Regions from separate parts of the Homo sapiens genome. Here region 1 is linked to region 2. A link is a loop called in an ENCODE intact Hi-C map of the cell type or tissue named here. Cell type or tissue: heart right ventricle. All regions are shown on one strand. Each heading gives the region's core, and the rest is flanking DNA. Links, peaks and the distances in the headings are about the cores only.

Region 1 (15,934 bases), core at 4,788-12,787, 170 kb before region 2:
CTCCTGCCTCAGCCTCCTGAGCAGCTGGGACTACGGGCGACCGCCACCAGGCCCGGCTAAGTTTTTTTTGTATTTTTAGTAGAGACGGGGTTTCACCGTGTTAGCCAGGATGGTCTCGATCTCCTGACCTCGTGATCCACCCTCCTCGGCCTCCCAAAGTGCTGGGATTACAGGTGTGAGCCACCGCGCCTGGCCGTTACGTTATTTTTTAAACACATCTATAAAATGGCTATTGTAACCCCATCTTAGAGATGAGAAAACTGAAACGGAAATGGATTGGATTTAATAATTGGTCAGTCTGATACCATAGCATTAATCTTTCTACTATGGAAAAAAAGGAGGTCAATAAAAATTAACATTTTAATCAATAAAAATTAACATTGCCTCCAGATTTCAATTTAACTGATACTGTTATTCCATCACTTCCTTTGGCCCAACTTTTTGTCTGTAACTGGTAACAAAGTTGAATTTTGTTTTACTTTGGGTTGGCCATCGGGTGAGGGTGATAACTAGTGGTATTAAAGAGCAGAGAAACACCCAAAGAGAATCTCAGGAAAGGAAGGAGCAACAAAGGATTAAATGTTCCAAAAATTGGGTAATTGGGGTAGTTGGTCCTTGAGTAACTATTTCATAGTCAGTACCCATGTGTTATTTTCATTGGGAAAAGATTAGGTAATAAATTAATTTTCTCCATTTTCTAATTAGATGTAATTCTTTTTTCATAATGTTAAATATAGAGTTAACAAATATGCTACTTGGAGGGCATGACTATAACATGGAATTTTATGTTTTTTCTGTTTTTAATAGTAATGGAAAATATTATATATATTTACTCTGCAGCATAGCCTGTAGGAGACATTTTCAGACATGCAGTCCTGCCTCACTCCCTGATTTTTTAAAAAATGTATTTATAAGGACTCAGTATATTTTTGTATTGTCCTTATGGTACTTAAGAGGAACAGATTTTGATTTTATGATAATCATTATCTTTCTGGGATGGAGTGAACTTCTCAAGTAAAGGGTGATCTATATTCAGGAAGAACTCAATGAAATCCTTGCAGGAGATCATACAGCAGAACTCACATGAATTCAGTTAGCAGGTTTTGTTCATTAAATCTAGTGACTTGAACAAATTTTTATTATCCTTTCACAAAAGTGCAAGCACTGGCTCCTACAAAAAACAGTTGTTACCTAACGAAGTGTTTCAGCTTGTTCATATAAGTTGATGGCTTCATATGGCTAGATTATTGCTGTATCAGCTATCAGCTACTGATAACACACTCCCATCTTACTTTAATGACATATGTACTCAGAATGCTCAAGGAGGGACAGATGTTTAGGAATATCAAATTTTCCTTCTTGGCTATTGATTGATTCCCAACACCCATTTCTGATTGGAATGCAAAATGTTTTTCTTTTAGACTTGGAGTCTTTATTTTCCCGATCTAATCAGAAAAACACAAGCAACACACCAGGATCTAGAATGAAATGCTGGAGCATCCCTGGATGCTGCTTGGGCTTATTACCATTGACTGTAGTTACCAATGCTCAATGACAGCCTCTGTCACTCTGCCTATCTTCCAAAGCCAATTCATTAGTACAGAGCATGCAACTCTGGCAAAGGGAAAGTGAAATATACTATACAGTGGTTTTAGCAAAAATCAAAATGGTGGTTTCATTAGGGGATTTTGCGGGATGTGGGAGGGCATTGATGACTTCATAGCCGGATGGAGTGGATACTCTAAACTAGCTTGGCTCTCTTTGTAGAACCCATGATGGGCTTCATTCTTAAATGGAGGGTGTGTCTGATGACATCAGTAGCATATTTTTTTCATGGAATTGACATAATAATTGAATTGGATTTCACAGATGATGAAAATGATACCTTAGCACGTAGGTTTTAGATAGTTTTATTCTTATTTCTAAAACCTGGATCCTCAGGGATCAATAGGAATTTTTTGTGTTTGGTGTTTTTTTGTTTGTTTGTTTTAGTATGTGCATGGTGTGCATGTTTACTTATGACTAAGAACTCTTTCAGAAGCTTGAGTTCTTTTATGTTTTTAATGAAGTGGATTTTTCAATTACCTTACTTCCTTAATTACACATCCTGAACCTTTGCTTTTACCTCCCAGGTAACAAATTACCATCTTGCTCCCCCTAGTGGAATTTTGACTCTACTTCAAAGTTTGAGAATAACTATCCCTAGTACATATTTGATTTAGCATTTTATTTTTGGAAGTCTGGTATTTTCCCAGTTTGTTTTCAGGGTGAGAATAAAAACAGAATATTTTATTGGATGTGCCGATAGGGGATGTGGGTAGAGAAAGTGGCTTTCGGCTGATTAGATTTCAGTTCCAAGGGTTAGCAAGTTCAGCTACAAAATTTATAAGATCAAGGGGTCTTTCTGTTCCCCATTTCTATCTTAGAGGGGTCAAGTGTCATCAGCTTGGCAGACATTCACCTCTAGAAGGCAGCCGTCAACACTCCTGGAAAGGTAGTAGGGGGCTAGTTGTTGGTGATTTTGAAGGCAAGGACAGGTCCCATCTGAACAACAAATCCCACTTGTGCTTTTGGTAAATTTGGCCCAGGAAGTGTCCTTCTGTCTTCTGAATCTACCAGAGGCACTGCACCAATATCTGCAGCACTGACAATCATTTTGCAGCTGCTAAGCATGCTAAGAAAATTCTAGCAATTGAAGCTAAAAAGACTGCATACCTCTCTTAGGAATTTAAATTTCTTTAGGGGATGATGATCAATGATTTCATGGTATCTGAATCTCCTTTTTTCCTACCACTATTTGTTTTTCTCAATTTTGACCCTTGTTACAATTTTGTATTTATTCAACTCTGTACCCTACTGTACACAAAGCACTCGTGTTATATATGCTAGTGCTAAAATGTGTGAAACTTTAAAAAGAAATATCTGTATATGCCAAGGCTTGGGACTCTGCTCTTGTGCAGGTAGGACTTTGCTTCTAAGCCTTATTTAAGTTAAGACAAAAGCTGCAAAAGTTATGATGGTTGCCAAATTAATGAACAACAGAATATATGTCCTTAATACTTATGAGCAAGAATATTGTAATTAGAATATTCTTTGCCTTAAACATCATATAATATAGTATTTAGATATATCTTTTCCCCAATATTTTTTCTTAGGTTAAGTGTTTACCTGGGGAAAAATAAAACAGCAGGATCTCATTAAAATTCCAACAAAAAGGAGTGCCAAAGTGCTCTCTGGGAATGTTTTTGGGAGTGTGGAGAGAAAAAAAGAAGAAGCAGTCATAATATTTAAAAAATAAATATTACTTGCTCAAGAATCATTATGCATTCCATTCAGTAATTATATCCATACAAACACACAGCTTCAGTTGAAGCAAAGCACGTTATCTGTGAAGTTCTAGTTTGAAATCCCATGATGCTTAAATTCATAATTGTGAAGGCGATGTCTCAGTAGCCACATGGCACAGTTGAGCTAGAGATGTCCATATAGCAAGGCTTTGGGATGTGGAGAACAGCTGCTTTTTTATTCCACGGGAAGTAGAAGGGGTTTGTGTATGACTCAACATGTGTCTCTATGCATGCATGCCTGAGTGTAGATAGGTATGCATATGTACCTAGGTGCATATGTATGCATATATGTGACTTCAGTATTGGAAGAGTTATAATGATAGCTCAGCCTCTTCTTCCTAATGGCTCCTGGGGATTCTGTGCCTTGACAATTCTCTATAAAGTAGCTTTTAGCAGCATTAGTCCCAGAGGCACCACTCCCTGCTGAGGACTGTGCTGGCGCCCTTCTCTGGAAGCTTTTTTGGGATGCCTCTCCTTGGTAACATTCCAGCCATAGCTTGGAATGCTTGCCTTTCTTCAGAAGTGTGAGGACGGAGTGAATGCAACAGAATGTATGTATTCCGTACACTCGCAACTGGGAGACTCTGCTCACCTCATTATGTTCCCTTAAAGTGACTAAGTAGTGGTGCATTAACTACTGTGTTGGGTTTGTTCCCCGGAATCTTAACTGTTCAGCTGTTGATTGACTACTCCTGATTTAACATGAAAATCTTGTCAGACACTGCCTCTACTTATCGTTCTCTGGTTGTGGAGGTTTGTTGCTTGTTTTCTTTTAAGGTCCAAAAAGGCAGAAATGCACACATGAGCATTTGGCCATGAGCACAGCAGATGGAGAATTATGGAGCAGATAAACAAGATTCAATATTTTTTTTTGTCGAAACCCTGAATTTGTGTCTGGCTCTGTGTCTTGTGTGAAATGTGGTCCTTGCCACGGGGCAGATGTAACCCGAACGGAGACTTGGTTAGCAGGTAGTTAGGGGGAGTGTGGAAGGATCTGCCTGTCTTTAAGCAGAGTAAGTAGCTAAGACTGAACTAGCAGTAAACTTGTATTCTTTTCAAGACTTCTTTCCTGCTACTTAATTGTTGGCAATTTCAGAAACTATCCATACACCTTGTCAAGAAGCAGAATTGAGAGGGTGTTTTCGAGAAAGAAAAAGAGATATATGTTCATTTGCTGGGAATTTTTATGGCAGAGGAGAAACCCATGGACAAATTCCTGGCATATTGAAATATCCATTCTGCACCTTGACATTTTTACATAGTGTTTCCTCAAGGAATCTTACTCTGTCTTACTGATAGTACTTATATTGGTCCCCCAAACTAGCAATAAACAGCAACATAACCTGTAAGAAAGCCAACAGGAGGATAAAAAGAGAAAAGAGGGTTTATAGGGAAAATGACAACTCACATTCCCAACAGCAGATCACAGGGTGAGGTCAAGGTATGTGACACTAGTGATTTCACCTGAGGCCAGTGCTTGCCACCAGTTCCTAAGAATTGATAGGTACTTGTTAAAATCTAGATTTGCAGGTCCCCACCCTGAATGTATTATATCCTTAGGAAAGGGATCTGGGACTATTTTTTTTAATAGGCATCTCCGGTGATTCTTATGGTCAGACACATTGGGGAAACTGCTGTCATCTAATCGACTACTAGGACTAAGATATTTCTAGAATTTTGGGTGAATGTGTGTGTGTGCATAATTACCAAGGATCTTAAGGTTAAAAGAAAATTATCAACTACTCCATCTTGTCATCGTGAAACATTTCTTAATGAAAACATCTATGTAGGGTTGTCTGGTTAGAGGACATTTTCTCATGTACTACCTCATTTGATCCTAATAACAATCCCATGAGGAGGTTAGGCAGCGATGATCATGCTCACCCCCAAGTTGCATGTAGAAATGGGCTTTGCATGTGGCTAGCAAGTGTGAGACTGGCTTTGAATAGCATTTTTTGCCATGCAGGCAAGCCCAACATCAACCCTAAAGCCTGCCACTGTTCCTCTTTTACCCCACACTCTGGTCAGTAACATATCAGGTTCTTTGCACATCCACACCTTTGCACACCTGTACCTCCTCTGTCTTCCTTCCCTGTCAGCAAATCATATTTATTCATTAAGGTGCCTTCCTTAAGCTTTTTTGGATACACCCTTGTCTTCACCCAGCCTCCTACCCAAGTGGAGCTAGCTGTTCTTTTGGTTGTGTTTCCATCACACTATATAGATCCTTCTACTGCATGCTGGGGTCTTGTTTAATGTAGATGAGTTCAATAATAAGAGCTTGGTAACACCCCCCTCTTCTTCCCTAAACTGCCATCGTGCCACTTACTTTTAATAAGCAGTAGATGTAATCATGTTTAAGACAGTACTTGTTGGCTAAAGCTATGGGAGGCATTTGGGAATGATTTCAAGGGTTTTCCAAATACCGACACAAAAGTGTTCCGGTGGCCAGAAACATGGCCATTAGCATCCTCTAGGAATGGAATTATTTGAGGATAACAAGGAACATTGTCTAACAAGAAGTAGAGGAATCATAGGGAACTGTCTTAGTTTGCTCAGGCTGCCATAACAAAATACTATAGACTGGATGGCTTAAGCAACAGAAATTTTTGTTCTCCCAGTTCTGGAGGTTGGAAGTCCAAAATCAGGGTTAGTTTCTGGTGAGGCCTCTCTTCCTGGCTTACCAACGGCCACGTTTTCACTGTGTCTTCACATGGCCTTTCCTCCTGTGTGAGAGAGAAGAAAGAGAGAGAGGGAGAAGAAGAGGGAGAGAGAGAGAGAGAGAGAGAGAGAGAGAGAGAATGAGAACGTGAGCTCTGGTGTCTCTTCCTCTTCTTATGAAGACACCGGTCCTATTGGATCAGGGCCACACCCTTACGACCTCTTTTAATCTGAATTATCTCCTTAAAGGCCCTGTCTCCAAATACAGTCGCTTTGGGGGTTAGGGCTTGCAACATATCAATGTTGGTGGGGATACAATTCAATTCATAACAGGGATTGTATGCACAAAACCACAGATTTAGTAGTTTCCTTGTCAGGGATTTAAGGGCCTATCAAAGTTTCAGTGATGGGTGGTGTTCATGGTACATTCACTGTAGTTCATAGTTCAGGTTAGAGACTATCTGGCCTGGCTTTCAGATTGTATAATAGTTATTTCTTTATGTAAATATCTCCCCCACTGGACTTCTTGTAAGGGTTGGTCTGAGTCTTATTCATCTTTGTCTGCCAACTGATAATGGTTCAATAAACTTTTAAGGAACAAATCTTCTCACCATCTGCATCTGTATGTGATCAGATGTATTAATTTTAGTTCTGATTCCCATTCTCTTGTGTTTGCAGCCACCATTGGTTCAGGCAATCTTCAGCGGTGATCCAGAGGAGATCCGGATGCTCATCCATAAAACTGAAGATGTGAATACTCTGGTAAGAGATACTGTGGTTTTGCTACTCAGGCCCTGTTAGCCTGGAGCAGGAAAGGACTCTTAACCTTTTATATACCATGGACTCTTGATATCTGGTGAAAGCTCCAGACTGTTTCTCAGGACACTGTTCTTAAACCCTATATAAGAAATAAAATATCTAGGGTTACAATGGAAATCAGTTATTGAGATACAGTTACCCAAATATTAAAAATATACTTTGTAATATGGTAATATATGTGCTTTTAAAAAAAATAACACATTTAGGCTGGGCGCAGTGGTTCATGCCTATAATCCCAGAATTTTGGGAGGCTGAGTTGGGCAGATCACTTGAGCCCAGGAGTTTGAGACCTGGGCAACATGGTGAAACTCTGTCTCTAAAAAAAAAAAAAAAAAAAAAAAAAAAAAAAAAAAGAAAAATTAGCCGGGCATAGTGATGGAGGCACAGGTGGGAGGATTGCCTGAGCCCAGGAGTTCGAGGCTGCAGTGAACTTTGATCACGCCACTGCACTCTAGCCTGGTTGACAGAGTAAGACCCTACCTCAAAAAAAAAATCTGGTTAAATAACCAGATACAGCAGAAGATCTAAGAGTGAGCATAATTTAAATATAGTGATGAGCATAATCAGTATTTTGAGTTGTGTGCAACAACTCTAATGTTATATGAACATACCTGTGATTTCTGCTGGTGACAGCATTACAGTTACTGATGTTGCTACTGTGGTTTATGGCCTACATTCATAGTGGAAGGAAATGCTAAATTCCAATCAGAAGTCAGTGATAATAGAGGTGCAATTTTTTTTCCAAGGTGATGAACCCCTGGAACCCATGCCCTGCAGCAGTGGTTGGCAACCTATGGTACATCATACATTTTTTTCTGCAGGCCTCCTGCTAAAAATGGTTTTTATTTTTCAAGTGTTGAGAAAAAAATCAAGAGAAGAATAATATTTTGTGACACATGAAAATGACCTGAAATTCAAATTTGGTGTTCATAAATACAGTTTTGTTGGAACACGGCCATACTCATTCATTTATGTATTATCTGTGGCTACTTTTGCACTGCAACAGCAGAATTGGGTAGTTGTGAAACAGACTATAAGTGGCTCACAAAGCCAAAGATATTTACTATCTGTTTTTTTAGGGAAAGTTTGCTGACCCTTGCCCTAAAAGGTTCATGACTCTGGGTCTGGGATCAGTGGGTGAACTAGGCATCCTGTGTGCCCTCTGAAGTCACAGGCAGTAGATATGTGCACTATATACATATTTTGTGTGAAATGAATCAAACTATTTCATCAAGTTCTTAAAAAGGTATCTGACTCCCAAAAGATTAAGAATCACTGTATCTGGAAGGTCCTGACACAAAAAAACAAACCTTCAATAAAGAAAGGTAAAATGATTTAGTCAATGATTTACCCTTTTAGTAGTTTCCTAGATTTGAGTTGAACAAGCAATTATGTACAGTACATGCTACTAATTCTCTTAATGTAATTCAATTGTGAAATACTGAAGTCCACCAGGGAGAGGAGTTCTCTTTAAAGTCTCTAGTGTTAAGTAGAAACAGAAGTTGTCAACTACATCTTCAGTGTAAGAGGAGCTTTGCCACAGGGAGGTGGATTACGTCTGTCTGGTCGGCTGAATGCTTTATTCAGAAGGCGAGTCATTTGGTGTAGCCATTGTTCCATGGCAGTGCAGGTTGGTGTGGCTTTTGCAAAAGCTTTTGGCAGCTTCTCCCCAGCTGGCACTAAGCACAACAGGACAATGGTTTGTGACATTTTTGCAAGGTAAGCACAGATGAGGCCAGGGACAGGCTACTCCAGAAGGCAGTTGGGCATTTGTCCAGGGCCTGCGGGTTGCGACCTGTGCTTCTGAGCCAAGGCCAGGCCAGCAAGCTCCCTTTCCAGTGTTCTGACATCACGGGAATCCACCCAGCCTGTTTTGTGGCTGTGGCCCAAGCCCAGGGAAGCCCAAGCCATGGTTACTATATTTTCCTAATGATCATGAGCAAATGGAACTTTTGTTCTGTCATACATACCAAAAAAGTTTGTACTGGCCCCTGAATGGCCTTCATTTCTTTTTGGGAAAGTGACAAAACAGTTGCTAGCTGGTAAAGGTTAGGGGAGCCTAACTTCAGTTGTAACTTATCACTGAATTAGATAGGTTAACTACTGTTACACATAGACCCCTAAATGTATGATGGATGTATGATGTATGAAGTTTAGGTCTCTTTATGAACATATTAGAGGGGTGGTCCTTTTCCAAACAGGATCCCAGGTAGCAACATGTGGCCTCTAAGATCACCACAGGGGTTGTGTGCAGTCCTGCCACCCCAAAGGGAAAAAGAGCATGGAGGAAAAGCATGGAAGGATTTTTTTTTTTTTTTTTTTTTTTGAGATGGAGTCTCGCTCAGCTGCCCAGGCTGGAGTGCAGTGGCGTGATCTCGGCTCACTGCAACCACCATCTCCCGGGTCAAGCGATTCTCCTGTCTCAGCCTCCCAAGTAGCTGGGATTACAGGCACCCGCCATCATGCCCAGCTAATTTTTATATTTTAGTAGAGACAGGGTTTCACCATGTTGGCCAGGCTGGTCTTGAACTCCTCACCTCAGGTGATCTGCCTGCCTCGGCCTCCCAAAGTGCTGAGATTACAGGCGTGAGCTACTGCGCCCGGCCACCATGGAAGGATTTTTATGGGTCAGCTTGGAATTAGCATACATCACTTCCACTTATATTCCATGGACCAGAATTTAGCCATGGCCATACCTAGCTACGAGGGAGAGTAAGGAATTAGTGTATCTGTGTGCCCCCAAAGAGACGGCATGGATTTTAGTGAGTAGTTAGCAATCTTGGCCACACCAATTTTTGGTCTTAGAGAATTCTAGTGATGCCACTTATTTGTCTGGGAGATGTCTTATTCATCCATAGTTATGTATTGAGTTGAGACTGTGTGCTCAGTGCTAGGGACACAGCAGTGAGATGGCACCCTTTCCATGATAGAGCTTACAACATAGCAGAGAAGTCAACAAATGAGAAATTACACTGTGATGCAGTTTTGAAAGAAAAAATCCGGGATGCTATGTAGGGAGAAGGTTAATCATGAGGACCTGATAAAGTGATGTGTAACCTGAGGCTTGAGAGATATATAGGAATTTGCTTTGCCTTTGTGGGCTGTTGGGTGTGTGGCAACAGATAAGCAGGGGATGGAGGGAGGGAGAGAAATGAACACAAGAGTGGTTGAATGAATGAATGAATGAATGGATAAAGAACACAAGGAGGGCCTGAGTTCTTAGGTTGATGTTACCACTTTTTGGGATCCACAGGCCCTTTTGTTCTACTCACCCCTCTTTAGACTCTCCCTTTAACTCCCCCTTTCTGCTCCTTCAGGTGTGTACAAAGATCATTTGACCCCACACTTATCCAGCATGTCCTCTTGTCATGGTTTTCTTTTGCCAATGCCCTTGGGGATGAGTCATAGTGACTATTTTTGCTGGGGGTGGATTAGGTAGTTTAAGAGAAGTGGTTGTTAAGAAAAGGCATAGACAGATGGAGGACACATAAGGATTGGAGAGCTAAGCCTGGAGGTGCATTTCAAAGGGGAAAAGGGGCTGATAACCATGTATTTAAATGTCAAGGAAGGAAAATAAATAGTGCAGGAGCCACTACTCACTAACTTGGAAGGCCATATTTGTCTTCTTACCCCTTGCTTTTCTTTCTTTCCCCTCATTTATTCACTTAATTATGCTTTTCTGTCCTAGGTTCTGAGTTTTTCACCTTTCCCTGCCCTCACCTCTCCACGCTTTTTGATGGGTCACATGTTCTCTGGTGTAAATCACCCATTCATTAACTGATCCTGATATAGAAAGCCATCTTATTCAGCTTGGCCTCTGTGTTTTTCCAGACTTTATTTCCCCCAATAGTATTTATAAACTCTGTGCCCCACTAACCACATGACTTGACTCATTGAGATTTATTCTATTCTCTCACCCTTTTCTCACTTCTCCACCCTTCCAATTCCATGTGTCCTTCCATACCTACTACTTCCTCCATTAAGTTGTCCTACTTCTCACTTCCTTTCTGCTCTCTTCTCTACCACCTTCTCAACCCAGCCAAAGAAACCTACTTCTACCCTCAACTCCCACAGCTCTTTGTACTGCATTAATCACTGTTGACTACTGCTTAAAACTGTAGCTGACCCTTGAACAACACAGCTTTGAACTTGGCAGGTCACTTATATGCAGATTTTTTTCCAACCAAAGGCAGGATGAAAATACAACATTCGTGGGATCTGAAACCTGCATACAGGGAGGGCTGACTTTTCATATATTTGGGATCTGCAGGCCCAACTCAGGGACTTGAATATGTGCAGATTGTAGTGTATGTGGGGGTCCTGGAACCAATGTCCCACATATACTGAGGGAAAACTGTATATGCTTGATGACATGGTCACTATCTTATTCACTGTCATCTGCTCAATCGCCTAGTCCAGTCCTTGCAGCACATTTGACTGAATGACTCAACCCTACTTTATTGCTTATGCTGAGCCAGTTTTTGGTAGCTTATAGTTCATTTCTCCCAATGAGGATAAATTGTTGAATAGAGGAAGCATCCAGCTTAGTTAGTTTCCCTCAGGTATCATTTGTAAGACTGGAAATTCTCCTTGTAAGATTGAAAATCTGTAGATTGAATTGAGGAGCCACTGAAGGGTCAGGAGGGGCACACTGAGTCTTTTTATGGTTTCTGTGGTTAATGGCATACCAGGGCCTGGAAATATGGGATGATCATTGTACACTCTGAGAAATCTATTTAAATCGACGCAGATTTGGCAGATAGCTAGAAAGATTTTAGAAGCCTCCACCTGACTAACCAAACTGAGCTCAAGATGGAGAATAGCATCTGATTTCAAAATTTGGAAGGCAGAGATTTTATAAACCAAAATTTGAATTCAATAAAGGCATTTTGAGGATTATGTTATGACAATGTGATGTCAAGAGGACACTTTTACTGTGTCCTACTGGAACAGGGACAGAGACAAAGTGACGCCTGTCAGTGGTGAATGATGATGATGGGGAGGGAACCATGCTATGTGAAGAGTGGTTGAAGAAACTGGTGATGTTTCACACTTGGAGAGGACAAGAGAATGGCCCCAAATAGTTTAAGTTAACACTGTCAAATTAAAACGGAACTAGACTAGGCTTGTCATTATGTCATGTGGTTGTAAGCTATAGAAAATAAGATGTTAGCTCAAAAGATAAGAATTAACTTAATAGACAGAGCTGTCTAGAGAAGCAATGAGTCGAATTGGCAAGAAGTAAGCTCCCTGAAAGACCGCTAGACTGGAAGTTTGAAAGGTGACTAATATGGTAGCACATATGGCCCCATTCTCCTATCTTGTGACCCTGGCCAACATTGCTAATGGTTCATGGCACTTTTTTTCCTTTGAGTCTTAGAGACTAAAATTTCTTCTCAGGATAGTACTATGAAATTGAAGTGCACGTAAATTGAAACTTCCTCTCCATGCCTGGACGAGGTAATGTTTAAAGTCTCTTACAACTGTGAAAGATTATAGTCCCAAGGGTTGTGAGTCTCACATGATAGCAAATCCATGATGTTTATTTCGTTTTTTAAAGTATCATTAATAGAAACACACATTATCATACCAAATAGAATTAACAACGATGCCTCAATATCATTTAATATCCAGTGCATCCTCCATTTTATTTTGTTTTCAGTAGTTTCAAAAATATCCTTTTTTCAGTTGAATTGTCCCCAAGTTGATCATTTTAATCCATCTACTTTATAAAAAATTTTTTTTGTAAAGCTGTTAACACTTATTATTTGCTCTAATAGGATTTGACCCAAGTAGATTGGTGTATTTTGCTTACTCTCTCCAGTTCCAAAATGGGATGCTTTGTGAATACAATGGAATAAATCTGGAGGTGCAAGCTAAGCTTATGTTGCTAAGGAATGTATAGTAAACAAGAGAGAAACCTATTACAGCTGCCATTCTTGACTACAGGAATTAATTCAGATGGATTAATTATTGAATCTCAAGAGCCAAGTGAGAAAAAAAATAGACACTATATGATGAGGGGACTTTTCAAAGAAATAAGGCACATTTACAATAGCAAGCTTGTAATATGTATGCATGTGTATGTGTATGTTGAAGTGTTGCACTATTTCTTTTAAAATAGAGTATATTTTAAAAATCCACCCAGAAGGACTCAATATGGCTCCACTCAAAGAACTTGGGATGATCAATTTAATATCTTCTTTAAGTTTTTCTCTAAGTTTTTCTCTGCTTGATTATATTATGTCTAAGACTCTTAAACATTAGAAATACAAACTATGTAGCCCAGCTTTTTAAACTTCTAGATTTTTATGTATTTTTCTCACCTACATATATCCTACTTGATTTTTTTTCTTTTTAATAAATAATTTGATATGAAGATGAAGGACTGAGATGTTTTGCCGGCTTAGAGACTTGGGCACCTTCTAAACAAGACCTGAATCAGAAACCACTGGGAGTAAGGAGGCTGCAGGGAATGGCGGTGGCACACTCAGGTCCCATAAATGATAGAAGTGCACAGTGATCACGAGTGATGAATGGCTCAGCTCTCATCAAGCACCCTGCAGGAATGCAGGTGCAGTGTGGCCCAGGCTTTTCAGACTTTTAAGAGAAAATACAGGAAATCTCTAAATTGTTAAATGTCGGTTCCAAAAGATGACCTAACAATGTGCAGGCCAAAGAAAACACATCCGTGGGCCAAATCCGGCCTGCAGGTCACCGTTTTGCTAACTGTGGATGAGATCAGCAAATATTCAGTGATGAAGGTTTCTCTGGCCACATGCATCTGGAAAGTAAATGCCATGGTTGCGAAGCCAAGGGCCCCAGTGTTCTGGGAAGAGCAGTGGCCTGCACTTTAAACGTTGACACTGTTTCTGGCTCGCTGATTAGGGGCCGGGGTGGGGGAGGTGGAGGAAAGCTGATGGTTTTTTCACAGATCTGAGAATGGTGCTTTTTGTCTTGAGGGTAGGTGCCCATCTCTCAGCACATGCCTGACAATATTGTCACACTCCCCATCCACTCTCATCCACGCCCCCCTTGTTGGACCCCTGCCCAGGATGTGGGGCTGTAGTTTGGAAGCCCTGACCTATACCCTGTAAAGAATGATTTATGAACTCCAGGCAGCACTGAGCAGGCTTCAAAGATGTGGCTTCACGGCCATTTAAAATGTGCAAAGGCAGGTCTGGTTTGCATCATCACTAATTATCCTATGGAGGATGCTCAGCAGCTTGAGGCCTGAGCTCTCCAGCACTGGACATGGAGGCCAGACACCCAGCCTCCAAAAGAGAGACAAATCTTATAATGGTATATGATTTGTACCCTCACATACTAGAGATGGATGTTTTGGAGCTATGGAGAAACATTTCAAGTGTATGGCATTAGTATTATTTTGCAATTACTGGACATTTTTGTAGTACAAAGAAAAATATAAGAATTAAAAATGTACTTTGTAAGTAGTTTGAGCATGTAAACATAAAGGATATGGCCCTTTCTTCATATTAGATACGCATTTGGACAGAGGATGTAATTGTGAATAAATAAGGCACATTATTAGGTAGAAAGAAGACAATACTTAAGATGGTAATTGTTTGAAATTAATGTATAAATTCAGGGCGATTTGGTGGTAGGAGTTGAGTGGGGAAACTTGACAAAATAATTCTAAACTTTATCTAGAAGAATAAACATGTGAGACTAGCTAGGAAACTCTTGAAAAAGAAAACTGATGAGGGGAGGGTTTCATAAAATATATTAAAACAAATTACAAAACGATAGCAATCAAAACAGTATGTTAATGGCACAGGAATAGACAAAGTAGTAGAACAGACTAGAAAGTCCAGGATTAGAAGCAACTATATATGGACATTTGGTATAGGATAAAGGATGCATTTTTTTTTTAAGAGTCAGGGTCTCTCTCTGTCACTCAGATTGGAGTGCGGTGGTGTGGTTATAGCTCACTGCAGCCTCAAACTCCTGGGCTCAAGTGATCCTCCTGCCTCAGCCTCCCAAAGTTTTGGGATTACAGGCGTGAGCCACTGCACTCAGCCAAAGGAAGCATTTTAAATCACTGGGGCTGGAATGGATTATTTAATAAATGGCATTGAGACAACTGCTAGATAGATGTAAATATGTAAAGCTGAATCCTTACCTAATTTCTTATACCAAGGTAAATTCAAGATGTAGAAAATAAAAAGATGAAAACAGCGGAATACAAAAAGGGGAAAATATTTCTGCAATCTTGGTATGGGGAAGGACTTTCTAAGCATAATAGAAAAGATAAAAATAATGGAAAAGGTGGTTACCTTTGTCAATCAAGTAAACATCTAATATATTTTTTGGCTATTTGCATTTTTTCTTTGGTGAGTGGCCTCTGCATGTCCTTTGCCCATTTCTTTATTTGGTTATTTATCTTTTTCTCAACCTCACATGGCATCTAAGGATTCAAATAAAACAATGATATACTGTCATTCTTTTTTTTTAGTTAAAATTTTTTTTTTTTAGAGACAGGGTTTCACTCTGTTTCCCAGGCTGGAGTGCAGTGGCATGACCATAGCTCACTGCAGCCTTGAACTCCTGGTCTCAAGCAGTCCTCCTGCCTCAGCTTCCCAAGTAGCTGGGACTACAGGAGTGTGCCACCATGCCCTGCTAATTTTTTAACTTTTTGTAGAGACAAGTTCTCGCTGTGTTGCCCAGGCTCGTCTCAAACTTCTGGCCTCAAGTTATCCTCCTGTTTTGGCCTCCCAAAGAAAGTGCTGGAATTATAGGTGTGAGCCACTGTGCTCAGCGTGGTGTCATTCTTGACCCTCCAGTTGGCAAAGATGAAAATCAAATCCCAACCACTCTGATGCCTTTTTGGGGAGAGTAATTTGTACTACCCTTTGGAGGGCAGTTTGGCAGTATGCATCAACATTCTAACTGTGGGGGATTCACCCTAAGAGAAATAATTGGTTAACTATATATACAAAAAGATGTTTGTTGCTATCTGGTTTATAATAACCAGAAATTGCAAACAACCAATAGGTTATTTCTTAAATTTATTGCAGAACATCCACATGAGGTTGTATCATGTTATCTTTAAAAAGTGTGCTTTGTATTTATCTGCATATGTATTT
Region 2 (15,934 bases), core at 2,715-10,714:
CTTACTAACTAAGTGATCTTGGACAAGTTAATTAACATTGCTTGTTTTGGTTTTTTCATCTATAAGAAAAGATGTTTGGGATTTATGCTAAAATGTTTGAAATAGTGCCCAGCACATAAAAAACCCTCAAAAAATAATTGCTGTTTAAAAAACATATTTCTACCAAAAATAGTAATAAATATAGTAGTCATTATATTCATTCATTTATTCATCAAGTAAGTATTGAGTGTCTACTGTGTGCCAGGCATGATTCTAGAATACAGCAGGAACAACCCACATTAAGTCCCTTCAATCACAAACAATAAGCAAATCAATAGATACATAACAGATATCCATTGATATCAGTTTTGTGCTATGAAGCAGAAGAAAGCAGGATTAGTGGGGTGGAGAGTATCTGGGAGTATGTGTGAGGTGGAGGGCAGAGCCTATTTTATATGTTACATGGGCTGCTCTGGGAAGCCCCCCTGATAAGGTGATATTTGAGCAGAATTACTGGGAGAGCTTTCCAGACAGAGGGAGCAGAAAGTACAGATGCAGTGGCCCAGAGGGGGACATGCAGCTATTTAACTATAGAGGGAGGCTGGTGCAGCTGGAACAGAGTGAGTGAGGGGACATGCTGAAACTGAGGGTAGAGGAAGGCCAGATTCTGGGGGCCTGATTGGTCATGGAAAGTTTTGGATATTGGTATCAGTGAGGGAAGACGTCATAGGCTAGTTTTAAGCAAGGAATGATGTGACCCAACTCGAGTTTAAAAGATTTCACCCAATGGTTGCATTAATAACAGATTGCAGTGGGACAAGGATAGGAAGGGAAGCTTTTGCTGTAATCCTGGCAAAACAGGTTGGTGATGCGGTGAGAAGAAGACAGATTCTGGACGTATTTTAAAGAAAGAATAGAAATGATGAGCCCTGAAAGTGGCATTGATACAGCACTTTGTGAGAATTAGGCCAGATTCCTGCCAGATACCTGAGACCCTAATGACATCTCCATGTGAGTTAGCAAATGTGTCCCTTGCTTTCAGCAGACACTTCCCTGTACTAGGGCAGCAAGGAGGGGAAGGGCTATTTTTCAACACCCACTGGCTCTATTATCCAGAGCCCTTCCTTGTTCAGGGCAATAGCCCTGGGTTTAACAGGAGGGAAGACAAAGACAACTGTAAGGTTTGGGGCCTGAACAACTAGAAGAATAAAGTTGCCATTTACTGAGATGGTAAAGGCTGCAGATGGAGCAAGTTTTGGGAGGGAGATTTCAGTTTGAGATGCCTATTACACATTCAAGTGGGAACATCAATAGGCAGCTGGACATACAAGTTGAGAAGTCAAGGGAGAAGTGGGACTGGGATATACTTTTGGGATTCATCAGCATGAGTTGTTATACTACCTATTATAAATGATATATAGGTTTAATATGTAACATAATCAAAATCATTCACAAACATAATGTAATGAGAAAAAAATATTTAATGTATCTGTACTCTTAATTCCTCTGTCTCCTTTTCAATGTAGTTTTTGTTATTGTCATTGTTAACACACACTCAGGAAGAAACATTCAAACCATATTTTAAAAGATAAGGTAAAATAAGTCCATGCATTTATTACTCTACTTCCTAGTTCTAGAGTAAGTACCATTGATAGCTTCTTTTGTATCTTTCTACAAATCTTCTATGAATATAGAAGCCTATATATATGAGATATATTTGCTTTGTATATAAATGAGATCATGCTTTAAGTACTGTTTGCAACTTCTTTTCTCTTTTTAAAAAGTTTGATAGATTTTGTTAAACCACCCTCGACAAATGTCACACCAATCTATACTCTCACCAACAGAGTGTATGATTGCTTTTTTCAGTGTCTTATCTAATACTGGGCATGACCAAACTTTAATCATTGCCAATCTGGTAGGTGAAAAATCATACTTTAAAATTTTACTTATTTCTTCACATATTCTCATATTTATTGACCTTTTTTATTTCTTTTTCTGTGAGTTGCCTTTTCATGCCTTTTGCGTATTTTCCTAGTTTTTAAAATGGTTTCCAAGAGTTCTTTATATATTAAGGAAATTAGTCTTTTGTCTGTGCTGAGCCTTTTTTCAAACAAATTGTATCTTGAGTAATAGCTGCAGTAAAAAAATAAAAAGTGCGAGTGACATAAGAGGAGACTTGGTTGCTGAAGACACTGGAATCAGGCTTTTCTTTTCTTTTTTTTGTGAATTCTGAGTTTTTGTTTTTCATTTGAAGGTAATCTTAATGCTATTAAATTCACAAATATGCTAATTTCCAGTCCTATTTATCTAAAACACACATTGCAAACATACAGATATCCATTCTCTCCACTTGTCAGTGCCCATTCAGATCATGGTTTGGAAATGGGGAGAATAGATTCCCTTTAAACTGTAAGTCAGCAGTTGTTTCTTTACAGTTAACTTTAATAAAATTCATACAAAATAGTAATTAATAGTGATCTTCTTTATTGTTAACTCACAAGGAAACACCTTCAAAACTGCATTTTGTTAGTTTCTGTATTAAAATGTAGAAAAATGGAATTACACAAATATTGAAAGTTAAAAATGCCTTAATTTTTTAATCCTCATACCACTACCCCAATTTACAAGACAATATACCTGACGTAATGAAAAGAAAAAGAAAAAGATAAAGCTACGACAGATAAAATACCTCAGGAATGTACATCTAAATGGCATTACATTGCATTAATTAATAGCTGGACGTTTTGCAAACGGTGGCTGTGACAGTCCTGCACAAGAAGGATTTCCTGCTTAAGCTGCGGTAACTTTTCTGACTATGGATGATCATTCCTGTGGCAGATTTTTACCATTCCTCTAATGCATTTGGGACAATTGTCTCAAAGTAACCTGCAGCTCTCCTGACAACTCATCGCTCTCTCCTGCTAAGAACTCTAGCCCTTTTCTGCTGTTTTTAGAAACTTCTGCTACCATATCCACCACTTCCACCACCAGACCCAACCACCACCATAGGGACTGTCTGAGCTTCTTCCACCAAAACTACCCCCTTTCATGGATCCAAAATTTGATTGCTGTCGCCCACTATAATTTCCAGAATCATTATTGTTCCCACCACCACCACAGGTACCACCACCAAAGTTTCCTCCTTCATTGTAACCACCATATCCCCCACCACCATATCTACCCCCTTGGTTTCTATATCCTGGTCCACCACCACCATAGCCCCCTCTACCACTAGAACCAGGACCACCATCATAGGTGCCACCATCACCTCCAAATCCATTACACCCACCATCACCTCCTCCATAACTACCTCTGCTGCCACCACCTTCACCACCATAGCCTCTTCTTCCACCAAAGTTTCTACCACAGCCAAAATTACTTCCTCCATCTCCAAAGTTTCCTCTACCACCCATAAAATTGCCAGATCCACCTCCACGACCTCTCTGCAATCCAGCAGACTGCATCTCTTGTATAGAATGGGTCTCTTTCACTTCCAAGTTATGCCTATTAATATTGTGGTGTTTCTGAATGACAGTTTTATCAACTGTAGCATGATCATCAAAAGTTACAAAAGCAAATCCTCTCTTTTTTTCCAATCTGCCTGTCTTCCATAACTTCTGTGGTTGTAATCTTGCCATACCTTTTAAAATGGTCTCTCAAATTCTATTCCTCTATATCTTCTTTAATACCACCAACAAATATTTTCTTCGCTGTTAGATGGGCAGCAGGCTTTGCAGAATCTTCCCTAGAAACAGCTCTCTGGTTCCTCTACATGCTCATCAATGCTATGTGGTCAAGCATCTACCTCTTCAACACAAGAGTAGGTCACAAAACCAAAGCCCCTGGAACATTTTGTTCGGGGGTCTTTTATTACCACACAACCTGTGAATGTGCCCCATTTCTCAAAATGTTCTCTTAAAGTATCATCTGTAGTTTCAGAGTCAGGCCACCAATAAACAATTTTCTCAACTGCTCTTGACCATGTCCCCCATACCCATTTCACCCCATATAACCTGAGCTCCCTTCTCTTATTTTCAGTGTCCTTTGCCTGTGTGTGGAGAGGTGGGGTGGGGGGCAGCTAATACATTTTTTAACTTATAGACTCAATAAAAATTATCTTTCAGACTTTTAGTTTTGTTTTTTGATGGTACAAAGCATCATTTTTTGTTGTTTTTTTTTTTGGAGACAGAGTCTTGCTCTGTCACTCAAGCTGGAGTGCAGAGTCGTGATAATAGCTCACTGCAACCTCCGCCTTGGGTTCAAGCAATTCTCCTGCCTCAGCCTCCCGAGTAGCTGGGATTACAGGCACCGCCACCATGCCTGCTAATTTTTGTATTTTTAGTAGGGACGAGGTTTCACTATTTTGGCCAGACTGGTCTCGAATGCCTGACCTCAAGTGATCCACCCGTCTCGGCCTCCCAAAGTGCTGGGATTATAGGTGTGAGCCACCGTGTCTGACAAGCCTCTTAATCTTAACATAGCTTAGGACCTCATAAAAGGTCTGAACTTAGTGCTGCTACATGGAGTGTATTTCCATAATTGTTTCTATAATGAAATGTTTTTCATTGTAATCAGGGGAAGAAATAAAGGAGAAAAGAGGCACTAGCTACATGCAAGATATTTTGCAAAGCCTATGCAATTTCATCTTCACAGCAACCCTAGGAGGCAGCTTTGATTGCTCTCATCTTATACATGAAGAAACAAACTCTAAGTGAAATTAAGAAACTCACCTAAGGTCACACAGTTAGAAATTAGTATAGAATTGGCCTATAACAGAACATCTACATGCCTCTGTTGTATCTCAAAGTCCACAATGTTTTTAGTAATTTTTCCCCCAGGTTTGTTATCAGAAAAGACTCCTGGAAAAAAATTCTGATTATGCCAATATGTTTAGGACTGAACTGACAGATAAAAGAATATGGTAATTCATTCAGCTGTTAGTTTATATTAGATGATTAGATCAGTAGATATAAATATAAGAATACATTAATACATTCAGTGTCTTTGGAGCAAATTATGTGACAAAAGAGAAAGAACACGAAACTCATATGGAACTGTGAGGTTTGTGCATTGTAGTGTTTCAGTCTAACTCTCCAGCTTGCCTGAGTTTTAATAAATATTCCAAGTGTTTTTCTGACGTGCTCTTGGGAGTGGTCTCTATCCATGGCCCAGGAAGCCCAGCCCCTCCTGTGGACTGTGGCGGGATTTGAGGTGAGCGAGCAAGCATGGGAGCCATTGGTTTCTTCTTTGCAGGCCTACAATGGGCACCATCAAGCCTTGGAAGTCCTTCTGCAGTCGTTGGTGGACCTGGACATCAGGGATGAGAAAGGCCGCACTGCTCTGGATCTGGCTGCCTTTAAAGGACACACAGAATGTGTGGAAGCGCTTATCAATCAGGGCGCATCCATCTTTGTGAAAGACAATGTAACCAAAAGAACCCCACTTCATGCCTCAGGTAGGTCTTGTCAAGGGCCTGATTACCCTAGTTTTGTGGCTTGTTCGTAAGTTTTAATAGAAGGAAAGCAGCATCTTCTTTCATCCCAGTTTTTTAAATATCAATTTTCTTTCCACATCAGATGCACTTCCACACTTCCAAAATGCTTTTGGCCTGCTATCCTCTTGGAGGTGATTGGTGTTCTCTGGCCAGGTGCTCTGGCCTTGTTAACTCAAAAGAGAGTTCAGAACTTTTGGCTAAAAGCTACCACAAAACATTCTGAACAAAGGGCAAGGTGTAATGCAATCTTCAGAACAAGTTACATAGAACAAAATACATCAAAATCAAACAGTATTTGAAAGCATAAAACCAATAGCAGGTTTTATGGCTATTTCATATTCATATTAATGTATTCAGGGCTATTTCGCATAAGGAATCATAAGGCAGCAATCAGTACATCATTCTGCCAGCCTAAATGATGTTTCTTAGCTTTTTTACACATCGATGTAAAAATCAAGACGCTTTAAAAGTACATGTATATATCAAAAAGAAAGTCATTTGCCTTTTCTGGGATTTTTCTTCCATGCCCATGAAAACCTGTGTCAAGACACTTCTAGATATATACACAGACATAAGGGTAATATGGAAGAGTCTCTAGCTCAGCTAAGGCATAGATATCTTTGGCTCAGGAAATCCAGTGATATCAGCCTTTGATTAGGGTAGTAGATAACATTTTGTAACGATAAATAACTGTCTTACTTGGTGAAATGGGTGTATTGAGGAAGCAAATAAGTGAAGATACTTTTTCAAAAGACTTTATGATTCTTGTTACTTGGGAAAATTTTCCCAGAATGATAGACCTTGTAAAAAACTATTTCCATCTATGTCCCTGAATTTCCAAGCCACTGAAGAAAAACAATACAGAGGTTGAAAAAACCTAATTGTTGCCTACTTACTTGGAAATGATTGTTGCTGGAAAAAAAAAAAACGTTAGCCATAAGGTTAGTAATAGTTGGTGTGGTTGAATTATAAATTCTCATTTCTCATCACATTTAGTCTTTTTTCTCCCCAGCCATTCTTGTTATTATTATAAAATTCAAATTTTGTCCTCCTTTTTAAAAGATTAGTTGCTATTTTTAAGAGAAGCATCCTATTTTTGTTATTATATAATTCCTGACAATTACAAAGGGCCTACTTTGATTGTGGAAAATCGCCCTTATAAACAGGTAAACAATGAAGAACAATCATTTTCACTCATTTGCCAGTGTGATATGGGTTGTGGTCCAGTGAAGCCCCCTAGTGGTCAAGAAGACTCAGTCAGCTTGGATTTTCCTCCTGTCATTCACTAAAAAGACACTGTCACTGGACTGTTCACAAAATGTCTACTGTGCAGAAGCTTTAGCGTGTGCTTTGAGGATCTGCTTACCCAAAATCTTTTTCAACTTTTTTGAGAGGCCAATATTTTGAGTTTCAAATCCTCAGAGCACTATGAGGAGCAAGAGCCAGGACGAGTATGAGAGGTTTTGGCACAGATAGTTGGAGTGACAGTTTGTAGTCTTTGAGTCGTGTGAAAAATGGTTGTCACTCATAGGAAGAGGCTGAGCTGGTCTGAGACAAAGCTGAACTTGGCAGCAGAGCTAAAGATGTTAGCATCTTTTTGCTAGAAGGCAATTTGGGGAAAAAGAAATGTAGTGTGTAGGAAGCCAAAGAGAATTTAAGTTTGGCTACCAACTTCAGGGGAACTTAGATTTACCTGAGGGGCTGGGCGCAGTGGTTCATGCCTGTAATCCCAGCACTTTGGAAGGCCGAGGAGGGCAGATCACCTGAGGTCAGGAGTTCGAGACCAGCCTGGCCAACAAGGTGAAACCCCATCTCTTCTAAAAATACAAAACTTAGCTGGGCATGGTAGTGTGCATCTGTAGTCCCAGCTACTCGGGAGGCTGAAGCAGGAGAATCGCTTGAACCCAGGAGGCAGAGGTTGCAGTGAGCCGAGTTCACGCCACTGCACTCCAGCCTGGGCAACAGAGCTAGACTCTACCTCAAAAAAAAAAAAAAATACCTGAGGGCTATTAGCTAAGTTCAAAAAGCTACTGTACCAAAAAACAAAACAAAACAAAACAAAAGCACAACTGTAGAAACTGTTTTGCTATCTAACACATTGGGTGAGTTATATGAAGTTAGATAATTTTTTTCTTCTTATGTTTAGCCAAATATCAAATGTCACTTGAACTATTATGATTATGACTATTTAGAGTATTAAGTTGCTACAGAAAGAGGAACCAGTCAAAATATGCTGTTTTTCCATGTTCATGAACCTGCCATCTGCAGTATTCAGCTGTCAGTCCTTTGCCAGTCATTTCCTTTTAGCCATACATTAAACTTCTTGCCTACTTCACCAATGGTAGCAGATTTAGTGTAATTGTAAGAACAAAAAACATAACAGCAGCAGCAACGACATATTACCTGTACTCCAATCCACAGAATTTCCTCCCGAGATACATAAATGGAATGTTGCTGAGAATTAGCTGAATGCAATGGTCTACAAAATGTGCACATTATTCCTGTAGTTCATTTGAGTGCTGTTGATGAATGCAAGCTAATTCCAGTATGTATGTATTGTCCCTGAAAAAATGTGTCATTGTTAAATTAGCATTCTCTCGTGGCTGGCAAGCAAATAAAAGGTCTGTAAAATGCAGCTCTTAGGAGAGCCTTTATCAACCTCACATAGCGGCGTCTATTCCCTTCTCTCTCCACATCCATAATGTGGCAAATACAATGTACTTTGTGGCCTTCTCATTGTTAGAGAGGAGAGAAGGTCACATTTGGAATTTTAACCACGGTTGCTCTCATCTTACTCCCTGAGTGGGAAGTCATGCCTATCATAAGGCTTTGGTTTGCGTTCAATAGCCTGGCAGAAAGCAGCTTACCCTGAGGTTATCATCACAGGTTTGCTTCCCAGCCCCTGTGGGACCACTACAGCCTTCTAAAGCTGCCTGGAATTGGTGTGCACAGGAGTGCATCCAGTGCTCCCGCCCCAGCCGGTCCAGGCCTGCCCCGCATGGGGGCCGCATTTCCTGCCCACATTGGCCCCCACTCGGTCCGCTGGGCGAGGAGGGGCAGGGGGAGGCCCAGTCTGGCCTAGGAAAGGGCTCCCAGGGAGCCCAGTCACACCTCGGCCAGGCACGAGGATGCCTGGGAAGTCAGAGAAAGCGCCGCCTGTGGCTCGGTGACCGTGGGGCTGAGGGACCGTCACTCAACAGTGAGCGGATGGAGCGTGCACACCCAGCCGGCGTGAGGTTTTGTTTTCTGCCACCACCCATCAGTCAGAGCTATTGCAGGAATACCTCTTCTGAATATCTACCTCAGAATGTAAAACGACCTGGGAGAAGAGGCGGCCCCAGGTCCCTACTCCCTTCCCTTCTGACCGTCTCCCCTCTCCCCTCCACTTCTCTCCTTCCTTCCTCGCCTTCCTCCTCCTCCTCCATCCTGCTCCTGCTCCCCTCACACTTCCACTCCCTTCTCTCCCTTCTTCCTTCTTTTTAAAGGGGTTGGAGGCAGGGTAGATACAGTATGATTATATGGAATTGGGTGACTCAGAGGAACAAAAAGGGGAGCTGACTAGTGGGGAGAGATTATTAGTCCCATGACAGGAGATAAGAAAGGACCCCAAGTGTAAGAAAAAACCCTCAACACAGGAACTAGAAAAGGAAGGTGGGGATCAATGCACCCTGCTAGGAAGAAGGGGGAAGACAGATTAACACAGAGGCACTCTGCCTGGAAACTACCTTGAGCTGGAAGCCGAGGGGGATCCAGCGGCAACAATGGAAAACCACTGATTTGAAGTCCAAATAAATGTCACTTGGGGCCAGGCACGGTGGCTCATGCCTGTAATCCCAGCACTTTGGGAGGCCAAGGCAGTCAGATTGCTTGAGCCCAGAAGTTCAAGACCAGCCTAGGCAACATGGTGAAACCCCATCTCTACTAAAAATGCAAAAATTAGCGGGTGTGGTGGTGCATGCCTATAATCCCAGCTACTCGGGAGGCAGAATAATCACTTGAACTCGGGAGGCGGAGGTTGCAGTGAGCCAAGATCATATCATTGCACTCCAGCCTGGACGACAGAGTGAGATTCTGTCTCAGAAGGTCACTTGGTGGCTCATGCCTGTAATCCCAGCACTTTGGGAGGCCGAGGCTGGCGGATCACCTGGGGCTAGGAATTCGAGACCAGCCTGGCCAAGATGGTGAGACCCTGTCTCTACTAAAAATGCAAAAATTAGCCAGGCATGGTGGTGCATGCCTGTAATCCCAGCTACTCAGGAGGCTGAGGCAGGAGAATAGCTTGAACCTGGGAGGTGGAGATTGCAATGAGATGACATCGCCCCACTGCACTCCAGCCTGGCGACAGAGCAAGACTCCATCTCAAAAAAAAGAAAAAGTCATTTGGAAGAGATATGTGTAGTGTTGTTCTGTTAAAAGACTGTCCACTGTTTTCTTTTTCAGTAATTAATGGTCACACACTGTGTTTACGGCTGTTGCTAGAAATTGCAGACAACCCGGAGGCGGTCGATGTGAAAGATGCCAAAGGACAGTAAGTGCGCTCACACGTGGCCTTGGGTTGACATTTCAATCACAGCAGCTACCTGGTTGGTTTCTTAAATCATTACAAGGCTGACTGCGGAACCGAGAAATTGGAGGAATATATTTGGACCAGGACCAATACACAATGAGGTGGCTTTAAGTCACAGTGCGTATATCCAAGAAAAGCATGAAGGAGTGGGTGTGCACATGTCTTGATGAAAGGATCACCTTTTTAAGGGCTGTGGCCATGTTTCCCGGCTCTTATTTATATTCTCTCCTTTGTTCCCTCTTTCCGCCCATTTTTACCTTCTTCTGAAGCTGCTACACCATTGCCATTTTCTAATTAATAAATAGGACAGACCTCATGAGGTTATCTCTATTATTAAAATCCTTCAGATGCCTTTTCTTCCTCAACTTTGCTTTTTCAAAGTAATTTCCTTCTGTTGGCATATTCCCCACCTAATCTTCTCTTACAAATAGGAAATGCAGAGCAAAAGTCAGCAGTGACTAGCCCCAGGCATGTGAATCAGTGTGATAGTCAGAATCTCACCTCCCTCTTGCATCACAACACTTCATTCTTTCCCGGAGACTTGACAGACTTTTCTTTAGGGAAAGAAGCTTTGTGTAAATGAAATCTTTAGCAGAAGTCCAACATAGAATACTACAAAGTAGAGCTGCTCTGATGGAAGCAAGAGGGGCTTCTGCATACACATACTCCCCGCCCTTGATATCTAGTAAATGCTACATGGATCTGAAAATGATGGGATTAACATGAATATTTTGAAAAGGAAGCTTCCCCTGCCTCATCCCTAGGGATCATTCCACTAACAACATTCCATGTGGCCATTAGAGCAGAGGCAGATAGCTTGTTCTGCATATTGTATAGCAAACTGGGGACACTTAGAAAATATTAAGAAATTGTCAAAAGGAGAGGGGAAGAGAATGGGAGAAAGAGAATGTCTTCCTACTGGTAGTGATGAATATTTTTTTAAATCTCCTTTTTAAAAGCCTGCTTTATCTCTCTGCCTAGAACACCACTGATGCTTGCAGTAGCATATGGACATATTGACGCTGTTTCATTGTTACTTGAAAAGGAAGCCAACGTAGACACTGTTGACATCCTAGGATGCACAGCTTTACACAGAGGGGTATGTACATCTTTCTCAGCTCTAGTCAAGCAATTTTTTTAATGAGCTTGTTTTCTTTTTTAGCAAACAATTACAAAGGGCCTACTTTGATTGGATTTTTAGCAAAAAATGTTTAGCAAAAATTGTTTCCTAATACAACCAATTAACCTTATTCAGTCCAAAAGAAATTACAAAATCCTTGGCAAAGGCAAAATAATGGAAGGTTTTGCTCTTAAGATTTCATGTTAGATTGTGATAATAGATGCATGAACACCTACTGCTGGTGAAATTGGTTCTGCTTTCTGACTACAAAATACAAGTATATCATAGAAAATTTGCAGAATATTTTTTTTTAAAGCCCAGAGAAGAAAATCACAATCACCAGTAATCATACCTCCTGGAGATAACCACTATTTGATGTATATTATCTCCAATCTTTTTTCTATATATAGATTTGTTTTAGATTTTAAAAAGAGAATACTGAAGATATCATTTGGATTCTGCTTTTTTCTCTTAGTATATCAAGGATCTTTTTTCATTTCATTTTTTTCTGCATCATGATTTTTAATGCCTCATTGTGTTCAAGTGTCATAGTTTATTTCAATGATTACCTGGTTTTCAGTAGTTATGCAATTTCTAATTGTTTGTCCTTACAAATAATGCCAAAATATGTATCCTGTGGGCAATTATTTGCACACATCTGTTGAAGTGTTTGGTTTTTTTTTTTTAATCTCACTCTTATCACCCAGGCTGGAGTGTAGTGGCACAATCTCAGCTCACTGCAACCTCCACCTCCCAGGCTCAATGATCCTCCCACCTCAACTCCCCCCAGTAACTGGGACCACAGGTGCATGCCAGCATGCCCAGCTAATTTTTGTATTTTCTGTTGAGATGGGGTTTTGCCATGTTGCCCAGGCAGGTCTCAAACTGCTGGGCTCAAGTGATCCTCCTGCCTCCACCTCACAAAGTGCTGGGATTACAGGCATTAGCCACTTGCACCCTCTGAACTGTTTTTTAAAGCATGCCAAATAAACTAAGTAAACACAAGCAGAAATCATAAAATTGCTATTTTGGGCTGGTACCAAGTACACTGATAAATGAAGAGAAGAGGAACGCTATGTGATCATTGTCACAGTCATAGTTTTTATTTCTCAGTTGCTTCCTGTGTGCTGTACAACAAGCTGAGAGCCTTTGCATCTGTTATCTCAGTCCTCACAACGTCCTCTGAAGTTGTTATTACTATTCTTATATATAGGTGAATAGAGTGAGGGATGGAGAGGCGAACTGACCTGTCACAGGGGTGCCAAGATTTCACTTAGATCTTCCTGATTCTAAAACTCATGTTTACTGCTGCATCATGATATCTTTCTTTCTTTCTTTTTGAGATGGAGTCTTGCTCTGTCGCCCAGGCCGTAGTGCAGTGGCGCAATGTGGGCTCACTGCAAGCTCTGCCTCCCAGGTTCACGCCATTCTCCTGCCTCAGCCTCCCAAGTAGCTGGGACTACAGGGACCCACGACCATGCCAGGCTAATTTTTCGTATTTTTTTTAGTAGAGATGGGGTTTCACCATGTTAGCCAGGATGGTCTCGATCTCCTGACCTAGTGATCCTCCTGCCTCGGCCTCCCAAAGTGCTGGGATTACAGGCGTGAGCCACCACGCCCGGCCGCATCATGATATCTTTCACAGTTGTCAGGAGAGGCAAGAGATATTTCGAAAATGCTGATGTTCACAGATTTTTCTGTTATGAATTTTGCTGAGGTTGTCCTGCCTTCTGCCCTTGAAATAGGACAGAGTCTGCCTTCCTTAAAGACCCAGGCATATGTCCACTTGCTCTAAGCCCAGCCTCACTTAGCCAACTGCTTTGCTTCCTTAGTCTTCTGAGGTTTGTTTTGTGTTTTTAATTACAATGCATCAGATTATGACAGGACACGAGGAATGTGTGCAAATGCTGCTGGAACAAGAAGTGTCAATTCTCTGTAAAGATTCCAGAGGGAGGACGCCCTTGCACTATGCAGCTGCTCGTGGCCACGCCACGTGGCTGAGCGAGCTGCTCCAAATGGCTCTTTCTGAGGAGGACTGTTGTTTCAAAGATAACCAAGGCTACACGCCGCTGCACTGGGCTTGTTACAATGGTGAGTTGCTTATCATTTGACTGATTCCACTAGACTTCCTACCCCAGGACCACTGTGAGCTCAGTGGAGGTGAGAGCCTTATGTAATTCTGCAAACCATGGTTTCTAATCTTTCTGCATCCAAGATATCTTTTTTGTGTATTTTGTTTGTTTTTTTAATAGTTCTCACCCCTCCACAGCTGCTGTGATGCCTTAACTGAGTAAAAGTTCACTTTCCCCTTTTAGTTAATCATTAACACTTAACCGTAATCAGAACCGATAAGCTTAAATGACCAATTTTATTCAGGGTTTCTGATCTATATAATATAACCAGGATCCCACAAGGGATTAAAATAATAAAACTAATACCAAATATATGTATATAATTTAATAACCTGTCACAATTGATTACTAGTAGATGCATGGTTCATCTTTTGGTGTTTGTTGTGTTTCATATTCCTTATTTATTTTGTTGTACTTATTATTTGGGAGATTTTTAAATTTGTATTTCACTTAATTTAAAAATGCATCCTAATTATACCAATTCCAAAGTACAGAAATATCTGAAGTAAAATTGTTTCCATTTCTAAACCTACTTTCTAATGTAATTTTGTGTGCATCTTTCATAATTTTTCCTTTGAAAATATAAATAATTATAAATTAATGTGTATATTTTTTGAAACTGGAATTATAGAACAAATAGCAGCCATTCTATAATTTTTTGTTGGTGTTTAAATTGTATTGCAGATATTCTTACAAGTCAATATGTATCAATATGGATTGATCTTATAATGGTTGTATATTATTTCATAGCAATATGTATACCAGAACTTATTATTTATTCAACCAGGTTTCTGTGGATTGACATTCAGATTTCTTTTTTCCTATTACAAGCAATGCAGCAATGTGCATGTCCATATTATGGTACCATAAATTCTCTCAGATAAGTTTCCAGAAATAAAATTATTGAGTAAGGGGGTTTGTGTATTTTTTAATTTTAATAAATTATACCATATTATTTTGCAAAAAGGATATCAAAATTTATTATTTCACCAAACATTTGTATAAAAGTTAGTGTTTTTCCTCATGCTTGCCAACCCAGAATAACACCTTTTTAAATTTTTGTCGATTTGAGAGGCAAAAGGTATCTTCTTGTTTCAATTTGCATTTCCCTATCTAATAGTACCCTGGCTATTTGTATTTCTTCTTCTAGAAATTACTTTTTCCATCCACTGTTCACTTTTTTCCTATTGAGCTATTTATCTTTTCTCGTATGCTTGTGGGAGCACCTTGTCTTGGTGATAAGAATGTGATATGAATGAATGTTTAATGATATGAATGTCTTAGAAATATGAATATTTTTGTTCCTTGTTTAGGATGTTTTTTTCCACTTAGAGATTTTGAGCTTTTATGTACTTGAATCAGTTACAGAGATACATTTCTATTATATTTTCAACAAATATGTATTGAATAACTACAATGGCAGCTACTGTTTAGATACTTGAAATATGTCAATGAACAAAACCAAGATCCTATCAGATTTTGTATGGTTTCCAGGTTTCCAGTCTCTCTTCAAAAGGTCTCCTACCCCTAAGATTATATGGATATTTTCCCATGTATTTTTTACTTTGCTTCTATAATTTTCTTTTTACATTTTCAATTAGTCAATTAAAATTTTAATTTAGAAACCATTAATAGTTCCACAAAAGGCGTTTGTGTGTGTGTGTGTGTGTTCTAATTATATCAATTTAAGACCTCTTACTGTGTTTTCACTACGGTCCTCTTTTTTCATTCATTCTGCTCAGTAAGAGCCAAATTTTCTATTTCCTCAACTTGGTTTTGTTCCCTTCCTGCCATTGGAGGATTGTGATTTTTTTTTTTAACCTACTAATGGGTGACCCCCATCTGGGTCAAGCTGTGGGAGCTCTCTGGCACTGGAGAACCTACAAGAGGAGAAGGATGCAGTGAGAGTGCTGATTATAATGGCGGGCCGCAAACCTGACACAGACCAGATCCTCTCTTCAGGGCTCAGGGTGAGAGGTGTCTGTGTTCCTAGCCTCTCCAGGTACAGGCAGGGGAGGAGGAGCAGTCTCCTCCTAAGCCGTTCACCCTTTCAGTGCAGCCTTTGTCCAGGACTGAGTTTCAAGCTCCCATCTTCCCAGACTCCTTTTTACTAGGCACTTTGAAATATTGAAAGGAGCTCAGTCATCTCCAGTCCTACCTGTACAGACTCTTAAATTGGGATTCATATAGTCCCCACTTAAGGAATGCTATGTGTGGATGCTACCCTAAGCTAGATCCTTTGGAAGACTTGAGGTGTCTGGGACTATTTCAATGACGGTTCCATGTAGTTAGTTGGAAGGCTAAATCATACAACTTTCCTAGAGCTGCTGGCTTTTTTTTTTCTAGGGGTGTATGGAGTCTTACTCTGTCACCCAGGCTTGTGGCGTGATTTCGGCTCACCACAACCTTTGCCTCCTGGGTTCAAGCGATTCTCCTGCCTCAGCCTCCCGAGTAGCTGGAACTACAGACAGGCACCACCACACATCTTTTTTTTTTTTTGGTATTTTTAGGAGAGATGGGGTTTCGCCATGTTGGCCAGGCTGGTCTTGAACTCCTGACCTCAAGTAATTCGCCCGCCTCGACCTCCCAAAATGCTGGGATTACAGGCATGAGCCACCATGCCCAGCCACTGCCAGTTT

The links. A loop is a pair of places that touch in the nucleus more often than their neighbours do. Peaks named below come from ENCODE experiments on the same cell type or tissue, not always from the same donor. Only the 100,000 strongest peaks of a DNase experiment are listed, where the experiment ranks them.
Region 1: it touches region 2 in a loop (2.5-fold over the local background); 15 of 110 quality-filtered maps call a loop at or near these places.

The regions. Positions count from the first base shown.
Region 1 is chr2:197,177,859-197,193,792 of GRCh38, reverse strand. ANKRD44 (ankyrin repeat domain 44) reads left to right here. Exons shown (of 28, transcript NM_001195144.2): 2 at 6,687-6,770. Among named protein-coding and RNA genes, the nearest start is that of ANKRD44-AS1, 12 kb to the left of the region's middle. RefSeq lists an enhancer at 6,054-7,253. In heart right ventricle, for the core only: no CTCF peak of the experiment used is centred there; a DNase peak (open chromatin) is centred at 8,622; H3K27ac peaks cover 1,447 bases.
Region 2 is chr2:197,003,014-197,018,947 of GRCh38, reverse strand. ANKRD44 (ankyrin repeat domain 44) reads left to right here. Exons shown (of 28, transcript NM_001195144.2): 18 at 5,236-5,437; 19 at 9,917-10,004; 20 at 11,025-11,142; 21 at 13,038-13,254. It also overlaps the pseudogene HNRNPA3P15. Among named protein-coding and RNA genes, the nearest start is that of PGAP1, 84 kb to the right of the region's middle. In heart right ventricle, for the core only: CTCF peaks have their summits at 6,506 and 6,717 (motif pointing left); no DNase peak of the experiment used is centred there; H3K27ac peaks cover 370 bases.